3 separate regions of the Homo sapiens genome follow, and regions 1 and 3 are each linked to region 2. A link is a contact called in ENCODE Hi-C or POLR2A ChIA-PET data. All regions are on one chromosome and are shown on one strand. The core of a region is the stretch at or near the end of the contact, and the rest is flanking DNA. Distances in the headings are between cores, read along the strand shown.

Region 1 (4,412 bases), core at 121-2,620, 370 kb after region 2:
ACAGACATTTTCAAAGTATAATACAACTGTCTTCTTGCTTTATCATCACACACAGAAAATAATGTGTGTTAGCAGCTAATGTTCTCCTCAAAAAATTTCCTCCTACAGTTTTCCCACGTTCAGATTATGGTGACTCCGTCCTTCCAGCTGGGTGTTGTCCTTGATGCCTTTTGGTGACTGAATCAGATTTACATTTTGAAATGATCCCAGTATGGAGTGAGGATGAGGAGGAGCTAGAGTGCATCCTGGTATTTGGGCCTGGGAGAGATTCGAGAAGATGACTGATGCTAGGGTGGCAGCTGGGTAGGAGGTTGAGAGCAGTTGGCATATTGGAGAGATGCTTAGAACATAGAACCTGTCAGACTTAGTTTGGATGGGATAAAGAGGTGATAGAGTATGAAGGATGAGGATGACATGAATGAATCAATGATTTTCTGGCAGCATTTCTAGAGAAGCTCTTGAAGTTTATATAATAAGCAAATAGTCATAATGATATTTCCCTCCTTGTTACTGTCTTATACAGATTGCAAAATATTTGAACACAGTCTAGGTCAATTTCAGTCTGAAATCCAATTGCTGCCTTATGCAGGTTTTCTGTTTCCTGATTGAAGAAATCTAAGCTCAGAACAGTAGAATTCAAGGCAGCACATGTGTCGCTGCTGACAGAACTGAGAGCTTTATCCAGGTGCCCTGATCCTGCAGTGCTCTTCTGAGTCATTTAGACAATGAGGATAGTCGAACCTAATCATCCCTCTGCGATCCACTTTGCCACAGTAATAAACCAACAACCAAATGTTGGACCTTCAGTGACTTAATGTGACTATCTGTATTGTCAAATTGCATGGCCAAATAGCTTTTAAATTTGACTAGTGTAGACAAAAACTAAAAATTTAAGTATCCATTAAGTTCAATGCAATATCTTTATGTCTTTCTGAAAGACACTAAAAAAAATCTGGATTAAAAGCTTGGCCTTGTGACTTACTGGGGACCTTAGGAGGCTCAAGCTCTTCTCTCCTGGTGCCCCAACCTGTCTTTACCCTCAAGTGGGGCAGAGAAAAGCAAATCAGTGTCCATTATACAGTCACCATCAGGAATCCCTGGACTGACATCATTCATTTCTCTCTCGCTGGCAGGTTGAAAACTTGCTGGGAGTAGTACTATGTGTGTCTTGTCCCTGCTGTCACCTGGACACCTAGCAGAGTGCTGGAAGCACAGTAGGTGCTCAGTAGAAATGTGTTGAATGACTTCATGAATCTAGTAGTTGAGACCTAGTTTTTGAGGTCCTAAGCTGCTCATTCTCCTTCCTTGTACTGGTCTAGTCTGAGCTCCTCTGCTGCTGATGTCACTTCCTGTTTGGTGTGGTCACTGCACCATCTGTGCTTTTGACCACAGCCTTGTAATCAGATGCTGACTCTGCCCTTGCTCCAGTTAACCCCTTCCTAAGGAACTCACCAGAAGTGCCAAGCTGCTTACCCTGACAGAGAACCTGTTTTCACATAGAATGGAAACTATGAAAGTTTCCACGTTTGTTCTCTATGAACATTCAATTTTCAAAGACTTTGAAGTCATTAAGTTTGCTTAATAATTGAGTGGTATTGAATACAGGATACTCTCTGGTAATTCTGAAGATGCCCAGAACTGGGCGCCGTTGCAGGCCTATGCTGATATGAATCAGTTATCATCCATCGGTGCTAACAGTGTAGACATCTTAGGAAACTCAGCAGAACTTATACTGACCTGTGGCATGGCCCAGAACTTACTTTTATAAAACCATTTTTATATTACTCTGGTTGTCATTTGTCTCCTCATAAAAGCAAAATTTTTTCAACTTACAAATATGTGAGAGATTATTGAATCCTCTTAATTGACACCTCTACTAATTGTAGATACCTTTTCTACTCCCACCCCCAACCTGGCATGCTTACTTTTCTGCTGCATGCAGAAATTTTCCTGGATGAGGCCTCTTTGGTGTGGAAGCCCCATCATCTTAGGAAGCTACATCTCCCCTCCTTCAAACCACTCATTAAGTACCACTACTAATTGATAAAAAATCAGATTCCTGTTGGATGTTGCATAGCAGACATCTCTGCCAATCATTTGAAAACAATTACCACCCTTTGCCTAGTCCTTTCTGGTGATGAACTTTTATTATTTACTTTTCCTGTTCCCACATTGTGATAACCCTGGACCACACACACATGACTCTCAACTTGGTTGTGAAATTATTGTCCAGTCATACAAAGTCTTCATTGGGTTCTTGATTCCTCACTTCCCTGTCACCTGTTTCATTCTCAGACTTTCCCATCTCAGTGAGTGGTTGGCTGTCCCTATGGCCAGTGCAATCTTTTTAAAAGGTAATGAAATAGTGACATTTCAGTGCTTAAGCTCTTTGGTTGGTTTCCATTCCACTTAGAATAATAGCTTCATCCATGACCTTGACCTTCCAAGTGCTCCTTACATGGTCTTCTCTGCCTCATACCACACCCCACTCCACAAGCTTATCATTGCCTGGCCACATCTGTGCCCTTTCTGTTCCTCAAATGCGACCAGTTCTTTTCTGCCCCAAGCCTTTGTACTTGCTGTCCCTTCTGCCTGGAATGTCCTCTGTGTGATAGGCTTTTTTTTTTTACATCCTTCAAATTGCAGGAAAAATGTCGCCTTTCCTGACTGCTTTCTCTGAAGTGTTTCTGAGCCCACTCAGTTACCCTGGATCATATCACACTAGCCACTTCCCTCATTGTTCACATCACCACTTGGTATTATATTATATATTCATTGTTTGTCTGTCTCCTCTGACTAGTGTGTAAGTTTATTCAGGGCAAGGACCCAATGATCCTTTCCCACTGTCTTTCCACTGCCTTAGAGCAGGTCCTGGCACAGGGTAGGCATACAATAAATATTTATGAGAACATGAATCTGGCTGCCTGTGTATTTTTCCCTAGGTTACGCTAGGACTTTCCAAACTTAACCCTTTATTAGTTGATGATTGAGGTCAGAGGGAGAGACGAGACTAAAAATTAGCTTTCCAGTTTCACTGAATTCTTACTAAACGAGAATCTCTAAGGACCAGACTTGGAATCAATCCTTTGAAAAAGCTTTGGGGGTGGTTCCAATATCAGCTGGGTTTGGCAAACACTGATTAATTTACACGGTGAACCACTTACTACTCAAGCAGCCCCTACAAAATGTAGGATTCAGCAGCAAAGTAGATTCAGAAAGTGCAATACAATACTTCACCTCAGCTGACTCTGAGGTAATCTAGTACAAGTTTTCAGAGCAGTCCTTTGTTTTACCACCCAGTGTTCATTTCAGCCAAACTCTCTAATGATACAAAAGGTATAGGAATACTTCCTCTATATAATGTCATCTGGCAATATGTCCCTCGGTATCCATATTCTAGGTAAAATCGACCAGTGGTTCTGAACCAGAGGACCCTGGGCAATGTCTGGAGGCACTTTTGGTTATCATAACTGGCAGGGGTTGCCACAGGCATCTATTAAGTAGAGACCTGACATGTTGCTGAACATCCTACAAAGCACAACACAACCCAACAAGGAGTTGTCCAGCCTCAAATGTCAATAGTGCTGAGACAGAGAAACCCTGACTTAATTGTATCTCAGTAGATATCAAAATCTTAAATGTTTTTGAGAACAATTTTGTATGGCACTTTCTAAAATACATTATTCGTAGTTTCTTGGGTTTTCAGAGATAGAGGTGAGAAAATGTGAGTGAGCTTCCCTGGCTGTGAGTCACAGTTATGAACAGTGTGTTTCATACTGTGTGGGGATTACTCTGGAGAGGGTGTTGGTGGTCCTTCCAGAAGCCTCAGCATCTTGGGCTTTTTGTTTCTTCACTCCTCAATGCCAAAGCCCTTCCTAATCTTGGGTTAAAAAAATGTTTACTGTCTTCTCTCTCATGTCAGACATTAGCTAACTTCTTCCTTTATGACCGTCTAACAGCCTTGCCTAATTTGCCACCTCTCTTCTGATTTAGCCAGAATACCCGTTTAACAAATGTGTTAATCGTGGGCCTAAAATTAGAAGTTATAATCTCCAAATGAGGATGTGTGGAGTGCTCAGCAGCCTTGGTGTGTGGATGTGGGATCTGCATCTGTATGAAAGTGAGAAACTAGAGTGCCTGCTTCTGTCCCTACTCCTTGAGGATAATGACACAGACCGGCCTGCTCTGGGGAAAAGGGAAGAGTTGCTGAAAGAAAAGCCAAAGGAAAGAGGGAGGGAAACAGTGGCTCCCAGCGTTTCTCTCTCAATCACATCAGGGTTCAAAATCTCCTGAGCAGCCCAGGGTGGCAGGCGGGTTTGTGGCCTACCTGTTCTCCCATTGAATTGCAGAGCCCGTTCTTAACTCCTGGCCATGTCACTGCATGTCCATTAGCATGGTCTGTTTTAGATTGT
Region 2 (4,460 bases), core at 956-3,455:
CAGTTGATCCTTGCCTGCCCTCTCAAACCTGAATCACCAACATTAGCCATCAGCCAGACAAGCATATTTAGTGTCTCAATTTCGGTATCTGTAAAGAAGATATTTCAACAGATGGTGGAAAAGGAACTAGGACAAGAACCAAAGGAGACAATTCTGAAAGGAAACTTAGAGAAACAAACCCAGTGCCTGGTAACTTCATATGTACAAAACAGTGCCAATCAGCTAGCTGGTCGATGAAACAGAATAAGGTCTGTGTGCATCGCTTTGGATTGATTTTCCTTAAGAGAAGCATAAAAGAAAAATTGCCCCTCTCAGATATGTAGGCTCCAGGCTGGGTTCTAGAAGCCTGGTCCTATCAAGTCAGAGGGGAGGAGCCAGTGCTCAGGCTGAGTGCTCAGGAGTGGAGGAACACATCACAAAATGAAAGGTTAATACAAAGGAAACATCCATTTAGAAGGGTTAGGAATAGATTCTATTCCTTTTTATTTTATTTTTGAGCCATTTCCTGGAGAGACTTATAGGGGTACAGAGAAAACTTCCCCTTCGCCCTCTAAAGGTTCACTGAAAATCAGCTGACAAAAGGCAAATTAATAAAGGAAAAGGCATGCAATAGTTTACTGTAACGCGCATAGCATGGGGGAACCACAGGAGAATGATTACCCTCTGACCGACAGCAGCGCAGAAGCCCATATGCTCTTTTTCATAGGGGACGGAGAGATGGCTCTCCTATCAGGTTCAAATCAGCCTCGTTGTGCTAACTGAGGCCAGGAGGCTTCACACTGAGTAGGTGGCCAATTAAATGCTGATGAATCCATGGTTTATTGTGAGGCTTTCACATGCCTACAATCATGCAAATATATTCAACACACAAGGGCACTAGTAAGAGAGAGAGGAGGGTCACAGCTTGATTATCTTAGGAGGCCAGCATGCTGACTGACAATCCAGCAGGTCCTGTTATTTTTTCCTAGGTCGGGGTTGGAGCGGGTGTCACTGTCACTGCTCTTCTCCCAGCAGACCTTCCTACAGCCCCTGCCGATGGAACAGAGGCCTCAGAGTTGCCACGTGCAGAGCTTCTGCTGGCATCTTGACCGTGGTCAGTTTCTTTGTGGTTTTTATGGCCCTCCATGGCCATGATCTCAGCCACCTTTTGGCTTCACTCGCTTGTCAGGTCTCAGCAGTGCCTGGCCACAGCAGGTGACATCTTCTATACATATGCTTATCACTCTGAGGGGTCAGCAATTTCACTGTAGGCTGAGCCATTTGTCATAAGTGACACCATTTTGAGACATTTGGGATCAAGAAACATGATTACATATCATCGGGGAATTTAGACAATTATTTTCGGGGGCAGTAAACCATTAGGGAGAATAAATGGACGGTGGAGGTGAGAAACAGACACTAAGAAAGGTGAGAGGTGGAGGTGCACAGGAAGAAAGGTTGTCTTATTATGCAGATGGAGTCTTCCAGGTCATCTTTCTGAGCTGCCCTCAGAAGAATAGATGAAAAGTCTGTCTGGGTCTGGTGCTAACTCCCAGTTTTTTATCTTCATAGATGGTTGATCTTTCCTAGATATTTGATGAGATCCCTAGGGAGGCGGTTTAAGACAATTACATTTCTTTTGGAAAGATGCTTTCTTAGTGAGATAAGGAAATTCCAGAGACAGTCCCTCCCAGAGCTTGGGGGACAAGAGGGAGGCAGGGGGAGACAAGACAAGGTAAGAGGGACCTTGATTCTGACGCCTCTCTGCATGTCAAAGCATGAGTCTTGGGGTATTGCTTTCTGAGCCTCAACAGACTCATGTCAGGCAGAGGAGCTGAGATAACTTCTATGGCAGGAGTAGGAGGAGCTCAGGCAACAACTGCTATTCTAGTGATGTATAAATTTTCAGTCTAAAGCAGTTCACATGTTGTCTGTGTGAAGCAATGAACACTGAATGCCCAGAGCTATTTTAACACATGAGCTATATGGACAAGGATACACAAGAGAAGTTAATCAAGTCCCTTCACACTTACCAAATAGGTACTTTGTAAAAGCAACTCTCCAGAGAGACGTGGGTTTTTCTCACAATTTCCCCCGGGGAGCACACTGGGCCACGCACCTCCCTCCAAACCTCTGCTGCACCATCTCAGGAAGCAGAGGCCTGGAACCGTGCCTGAAACTCCTTCACTCTGCAGGTGCGTGGTGACAGCCTGGCCCGGGTGGCAGGCTGGAAAATATGACGACACAACCACAAAAGGCAGCATTTTCACACTAGCTCTTACAGACTGTTAGTATCTGTCATTCAACATTAGAGAAAAACAAAGCCCAGAGGGCAGCAAGATGAGAAGTATTTCTATGCTGGTGTCTCATTTGCAAGGAAAAAATAAAATGTGACCTCATAAAGCACCAAAGTATCACCAATGAAATAAGAGATGTTAAGAGTTTGCTGAAAAGTGCAGAAGTTAAAAAAAGTACTAACTACTAAAAAGTGGTCAAGAGGGTTTTGAAGTCATAACTTTCCTTTTGATTCATTATTCAGAACCCAAGAACTCAAATATTTGGTGTCATGGGAACATAAAGCTAGTAAATGTGTTCTGCAAATAGCAACTATCCCACTGTTTGTCTTTTGCTTACCAAATAGCATTTCACGTTATCAAATATCCTTTTTCCCAGGACATTAAATGATTTTATGGAATCTAAAAAGCAATGGTAATTAAGTAAGGAAAAATGTTGTGCCTCCATGTGTACCCTCAAGTAATAAACAGATTCAATACATGGTGCTTGATGCTATTAGTAGGGGATGATGCAGATGATACGAAAATAACAAATACAAGCTCACTATGTGATCATTTTTGTATTAACTTCAGTTAGTTTCAGATACTTTATGTGGGTATTATTAGAATCAGAGATTTCATTCCTACATAATTCATTTTACTTTATTTTTTATTTTTATTTTTTGAGACAGGGTCTCACTCTGTCACCCAGGCTGGAGTACAGTGGCACAATCTCAGCTCACTGCAACCTCTGCCTCCCAGGCTCAAGCAATCCTCCCACCTCAGCCTTCCAAGCAGCTGGGACCACAGGCGTGCATCACCATAACTGGCTAATTTTTGGATTTTTTTTTGTAGAGACAGGGTCTCTCCATGTTGCCCAGGCGATCCACCTACCTTGGCCTCCCAAAGTGTTGGGATTACAGGTATCAGCCACTGCTCCTGGCCTCATAATTCATTTTAAATCTATTTAGAATGCAGGAAAAACACTATTTATTTAGACCAGAGGTCAGAAAAATAAAATCCACAGGACAAATCCTGCCTGCCACCTGTTTTTCTGTTGTTTTTTTGTTTGTTTTTGTAAATAAAGTTATATTAGAACATAGCCACGCCCATTCATTTATGTATTACCTCTGGCTGCTATTACACTACAATGGCAGAGGTTGAGTGGTTGCAACAGAGACTTTATGGCCCACAAAGCCTAAAATATTTACTACCTGGCCCTTGACAGAAAATATCTGCTGACTAATACACTAGACATTTCATTATTTACCCTCACTATCACTATGGCACAATAAATAACATATGTAAAATTTCAATATCTGATTTTCCTGGAGAAAATTAAAGGAATTTATATTAAGTTTTGGTATATTCCCTGCAAATATGGCTGCCAAGTAGTCTGCCTTTGCCATCAAGACCTGGAGTTTATTTTCCCTTCCCTTGAATATAAGGTGGTCTTGTGACTTGCTTTGGCAGCACAATATGGTAGAAGAGGCCTGTCAGCTTCTGCTTTCCCTCTTGGAGCCCTGAATCACCATGTGGAGAGTTTGTCTCCTCTGCTGGAAAGAGAGGCTCAGCCAGTCCCAGATACACCAGCTGTGGTACCAGTCTTTGAGTGAAGCCATCTTGGAGATCCTGGCTGCAGATAAGCTCCCAGCTGAATGCAACCCCAGGAGTGGCCACAACCAACAGTGTGGAGGAGAAGAACTGCCTAGCTCAGCCTAGGCAACCAACAGGGTGGGGAGAATAAATCATCATTTTAAACCACCAAACTGTCATTATGCAGCAATAAATGAACTCAAAGTTTTGATGTTCCATTTAGTATTTCAAACTTTCTTTAGGATATTTTAAAATAGTTCTAAAACAAGACAACTCTATCGTCTTCTTTTATATCTTAAAAGCAAGAAACATCATTCTGTTCAGATGGCAGTGTGAGCAGATTGGATGAAAAATGTCTCTCATAAACTGCATGTAAGACATGGAGACTCAAAGAAAAAGCAAAGTTATCTGGCAACAGCAATAAGATACAAAATCTCATCTAAATGCTGAGAAAAAGATTTTTTTTAATCCACGAGCTAAGTGGTCAGGGTTTTCAGAATCTCATTTTTTAAGAAAGCATTTCTTTTCTCAATCTATTTGTCTTACTAAAAAGCAAGCAGGTCAGGAGAAAGAGACTTCAAGGAAATAAAAAACATTGTTAAATTTAAGTTA
Region 3 (4,752 bases), core at 2,145-4,644, 430 kb after region 2:
CTTCTCTTTCCCTCATGGCTTCTGCTCCTTCATGACATCTGATGTCTCTTGGTTTCTGCTATCTCTCTATCTACCCATAATTTCTTGATAGATACAATTTATTCTATAACTTAAAACATTGCAATAATTTTTATATTTGCTTTCCTTCTGCTTTCAATGCCTTCTGGAACTAGGTGGAATCTGAATGTATGTATGTATAAACGAATGAATGAAATATTGAATCAGATCTACTAACTTTGTCTTTGTATCCTCACTGGCTGCCCATGATGTCATAGTTGCCAGTTAATGAGTACTATATAACTGCCATTATGCCACTTACACATTTCTTCAACCTTCACACATTCTTAAGAAGAGATGGTTTTATGGACTGAATGTTTGCGTCCCACCAAAATTCCTATGTTGAAGCCTAGCCCTACAGCCAGTGTGATGCTATTTGCAGGTAGGGCCTTTGGGGAGTGATTAGGTTTAGCTGAATTCATGAGAGTGGGGCTCCCATGATGGGATTAGTGCCCTTATAAGAAGAGGAAGAGACCAGACCTTGCTCTTTCCCTGCCATGTGAGAACACAGTGAGAAGGTGGCTGTCTGCAAGCCAGGAGGAGATCCCTCATCAGAACTGAACTCTGCTGGCACCATGATCTCAGATGTCCAGCCTCCAGAACTGTGAAAAGCAAATGATATTTTGTTTTGGCAGCCAAGGCTGACTAAAACCAGTGGTATTCCTCTCCCATTTTTTAATGTATAAAAAACTATGGCTCTCACAGATGAAATTGCTTTCCTTAGATCACAATGCAAGTGGTAAGGCCAGGAATTGGAACCCCAATACCTGAATTATTTTATGGTTTTCTGCATTCATTTTATAAAACAATAAGCCAAAAGATAAATGAACAATTATTTTTTAATGAACGTGAATATGACGTATTTAATGAATTTTATCTTTTTGTTCTGCTTTTCTATTTTGGTCTACATGACAATAACACATCACTATAGGCATATACGTTACTTAATATTGCTAAGGCATTAATCAAGATATATTTTGATAATAGTGATTAAAATAAGAATTGATTGATCTTCTATGTCTCTAGAATTTTTAGCTTGTGAAAATACAAACCAAGAGGGAGAAATGACTGTCTTTAAATTTGTAAGGCCTACTGGATAGGTCGAATGAATTTGAAGACATTTGTCTGCAAGTAACAGAAGACTCCCCCTCCATTGGAAATAAACAGTAATGAAATTTCCATCTAAGATGACAAGAAGTCCAGCATGGCCTACGATCTGGGTACCATACAGAATGTCAGGATGTTGGGTCCTTCTCTCTGCAGGCTCTGTCCTGCTCTGTGTATTGTTGGCTTTGCTCTCAGGCTGGTACCAAGATGGCTGCATCAGTTTCAGACATCACATTGAGATGTGACACTGATCAGAGGGAGAAGTACAGTTTATCTCTTTTTGTTTCTCTTTCATAGCAGGAGACTTTCCCGGAAGCTTCATATTTCATAGGCGGGAATTGGGCCACATGCTGTGACAATGACTACTAGTTGTCTCCCCTTCTCCTTGCATTTCCCCCACCTTCCTTTCACTACCTCCTGTATAGCTAACTGTCATCATGTGACTAAGTCCCCTGCAGTAAGGGCTTCCTGTTGGCTGAAGTTGTCCAGGGCTCCTAGCAGCAGTGCCGGACCTGAGACAGCACAGCAAAATGGCAGAAAAGTAAGCTAGTTGAGAGCCTCATCCCTGATGCATCTATCTACTCCTGAACAGGGTGCCCCCTGTTGCCTAACACCTGTCTTCTTTTCTCCAGTATATAAAATATAATTCCCCAGGGAATTATATTTGCATCTTATTTAAGACCACTGTTATTTTTATTTCTTGCTCTTTTTTGTAGTTATGCAACCAAACTTAATCTGATATGCATTTCCCTTCTTAAAACATTCCTGGCAAATGGAATAGTGTAACCACAAGGGACCAAACATAATGAGGATCTATCTTTGGAGCCGGGATGGGTCATCTACCCTTGGTCACGTGGCGGAAGGTTGAATAGCCAAATAACATTAGACCTCTCTTTGGAAGAAGGAGGGAAGGGGAAATCACTGTTGGGTAGGCAACTAACTGAGGCTGCTAATAAAGTTAATTAAGTTTTCCAAGGTCACATGGCTAATTATTGGTGGAAAAGTAATTTCTTTTTTTTTTTTTTTAACATTTTTAGTTTCAAAGGTACATGTGCAGGTTTGTTATATAGGTAAATTGCATGTTGTGGGGCTGTGGTGTAGAGATTATTTCATCAACCATGTAGTAAACATAGTACTCAATAGGTAGTTTTTCGATCCTCACTCTCCTCCCACCCTCCACCCTCAAGTAGGCCCTGGTGTCTGTTGTTCCCTTCTTTGTATCCATGTGTACTAAATGTTTAACTCCCACTTACAAGTGAGAACATGCAGTATATGGTTTTCTGTTCCTATGTTCCTCCACTTATGATAATGGCCTCTAGTTCCATCCGTGTTGCTGCAAAGAATGTGATCTTGTTCCTTTTTATGGCTGCATAGTATTCCATGGAATATATGTACCACATTTTCTTTATCCAGTCTACTGTTGATGTGCATTTAGGTTGATTCCATGTCTTTGGAATATTATGGATAGTGCTGTGATAAACATACATGTGCATGTGTCTTTATGATAGAACAATTTATATTCCTTTGAGTATATACCCAATAATGGGATTGTTGGGCTGAATGGTAGTTCTGTTTTAAATGCTTTGAGAAATTGCCAATCTGCTTTTTACAGTGGCTGAATTAATTTACATTCAGAAAAGTAATTTCGACTTAGGTTGTCTAAAAGCAAGTTCAGTGGACTTCTGTCTATAAGATAAGCTTAGTCAATGATTTGTCATTGATATTATAACAGAAATTCATACACAGCTGGGAGATGACACCTAGCTGTTAAACATTTATTGCTTCATCAATTCCCTCTTACTAAGATACAAATGTGAGCAGTTACCTCTACATTGCTGAGAATCATATGCATACAGGTCAATGTTATACTCATATGGAAAGAAGCAGACCGCGCAGACCACCTCAAAGTTATATATTTGGCCATGGGCAATAAGGTGAGAAAAATCTGCTTTGCTAATGTTGTTGGCCTGAGCTAAATATTGAAATAGCATCCAGTTACTCAGCATGTGAACCAGGCAGTGGGGAGTCACGCAAACTGGGACTGTTTTGTGTGGTGGAACAGAGGTGATCCAAATGTGTGTTTGTGTGCTTTTTAGAGTTTGAGGCCAATTTAAAAAATAGTCTGCACTGCACCATGCACGTGGGTTTCTTTGTCAACACCATCTGGGTGCTGACTCTAGAAGTTTCACTTCCCTTAGCATACTGTGGCTCCATTAGGAGATGGGGCACAGCACTTTGATTTCAAAGGTGGTTGGCCTCATTAGCTATTTGTGGAACTTAGTAACCAGCAGAAATGATGCTGTTGGAAAAATCCTCTACCTTAACTTTAATTCATATGGTTTTATTTTTTTTCTTCTGCTTTTGAGGGGCTTTCAAATGAAGTATCAGAAGGAAACAGTGCTTTTTATATGCGCATGTGTGTAGTTTTTTTCTTAGTCAACTGAAAAGATAGAAAAAACATTCTGTGTTTGTGGACAGTATTCATATAAAATTCAAAGGCAAATTTTATCTATGTGACCGATAAACAAATTACTAATGCCTGTTAATCCCAGTGAATTTTACAAAATGATTTGACTGGTGCCGAAGGAGGCAGGAGAAAGACAGCAAATCTGAACTCTATAAAATCCCTCAAGGAGTACCTTCTTAGAAGACAAGGGAGGAAATACTTTTTTTCAAATGGGAAGCAAATCACAATATAGAATTACAGTGTTTATTATTATTATTATTATTATTATACTTTAAGTTTTAGGGTACATATGCACAATGTGCAGGTTAGTTACATATGTATACATGTGCCATGCTGGTGTGCTGCACCCATTAACTCGTCATTTAGCATTAGGTATATCTCCTAATGCTAACCCTCCCCCCTTCCGCCACCCCACAACAGTCCCCAGAGTGTGATGTTCCCCTTCCTGTGTCCATGTGTTTTCGTTGTTCAGTTCCCATCTATGAGTGAGAACTTGCGGTGTTTGGTTTTTTGTTCTTGCGATAGTTTACTGAGAATGATGATTTCCAATTTCATCCATGTCCCTACAAAGGACATGAACTCATCATTTTTTATGGCTGCATAGTATTCCATGGTGTATATGTGCCACATTTTCTTAATCCAGTCTATCCTTGTTGGACATTTGGGTTGGTTCCAAGACTTTGCTATTGTGAATAGTGCTGCAATAAACATACGTGTGCATGTGTCTTTATAACAGCATGATTTATAGTCCTTTGGGTATATACCCAGTAATGGGATGGCTGGGTCAAATGGTGTTTCTAGTTCTAGATCCCTGAGGAATCGCCACACTGACTTCCACAAGGGTTGAACTAGTTTGCAGTCCCACCAACAGTGTAAAAGTGTTCCTATTTCTCCACATCCTCTCCAGCACCTGTTGTTTCCTGACTTTTTAATGATTGCCATTGTAACTGGTGTGAGATGGTATCTCATTGTGGTTTTGATTTGCATTTCTCTGATGGCCAGTGATGATGAGCATTTTGTCGTGTGTCTTTTGGCTGCATAAATGTCTTCTTTTGAGAAGTGTCTGTTCATATCCTTCGCCCACTTTTTGATGGGGTTGGTCGTTTTTTTCTTGTAAATTT

Evidence for each region. A loop is a pair of places that touch in the nucleus more often than their neighbours do. ChIA-PET counts read pairs that join two places held with the same protein, here RNA polymerase II (POLR2A). Pooled maps may share reads with other maps.
Region 1: a pooled map shows a loop between it and region 2 (4-fold over the local background). The contact joins two enhancer-like sites. A Hi-C loop is called at or near these places in 1 of 37 single-sample maps with no recorded cell type and 2 of 50 pooled maps. POLR2A ChIA-PET finds 5 or more read pairs at or near these places in 1 of 52 experiments (A673).
Region 3: a map with no recorded cell type shows a loop between it and region 2 (12-fold over the local background). The contact joins two enhancer-like sites. A Hi-C loop is called at or near these places in 8 of 37 single-sample maps with no recorded cell type and 5 of 50 pooled maps.

What each region holds. Positions count from the first base shown.
Region 1 is chrX:11,420,474-11,424,885 of GRCh38, reverse strand. All of the region lies in intron 1 of ARHGAP6 (Rho GTPase activating protein 6), which reads left to right. LOC124905246 (a long non-coding RNA gene) reads right to left here. Exons shown (of 2, transcript XR_007068392.1): 1 at 1-4,412. Among named protein-coding and RNA genes, the nearest start is that of MIR548AX, 100 kb to the right of the region's middle. Within about 2 kb of position 1,370, at least 4 of the 41 ENCODE cell types and tissues checked have a DNase peak (open chromatin) inside an H3K27ac peak, as active enhancers do.
Region 2 is chrX:11,790,721-11,795,180 of GRCh38, reverse strand. No RefSeq gene overlaps it. Among named protein-coding and RNA genes, the nearest start is that of MSL3, 35 kb to the right of the region's middle. Within about 2 kb of position 2,205, at least 5 of the 41 ENCODE cell types and tissues checked have a DNase peak (open chromatin) inside an H3K27ac peak, as active enhancers do.
Region 3 is chrX:11,361,798-11,366,549 of GRCh38, reverse strand. The region is part of intron 1 of ARHGAP6 (Rho GTPase activating protein 6); the gene reads left to right. Among named protein-coding and RNA genes, the nearest start is that of MIR548AX, 45 kb to the right of the region's middle. RefSeq lists a silencer at 3,301-3,390. Within about 2 kb of position 3,394, at least 3 of the 41 ENCODE cell types and tissues checked have a DNase peak (open chromatin) inside an H3K27ac peak, as active enhancers do.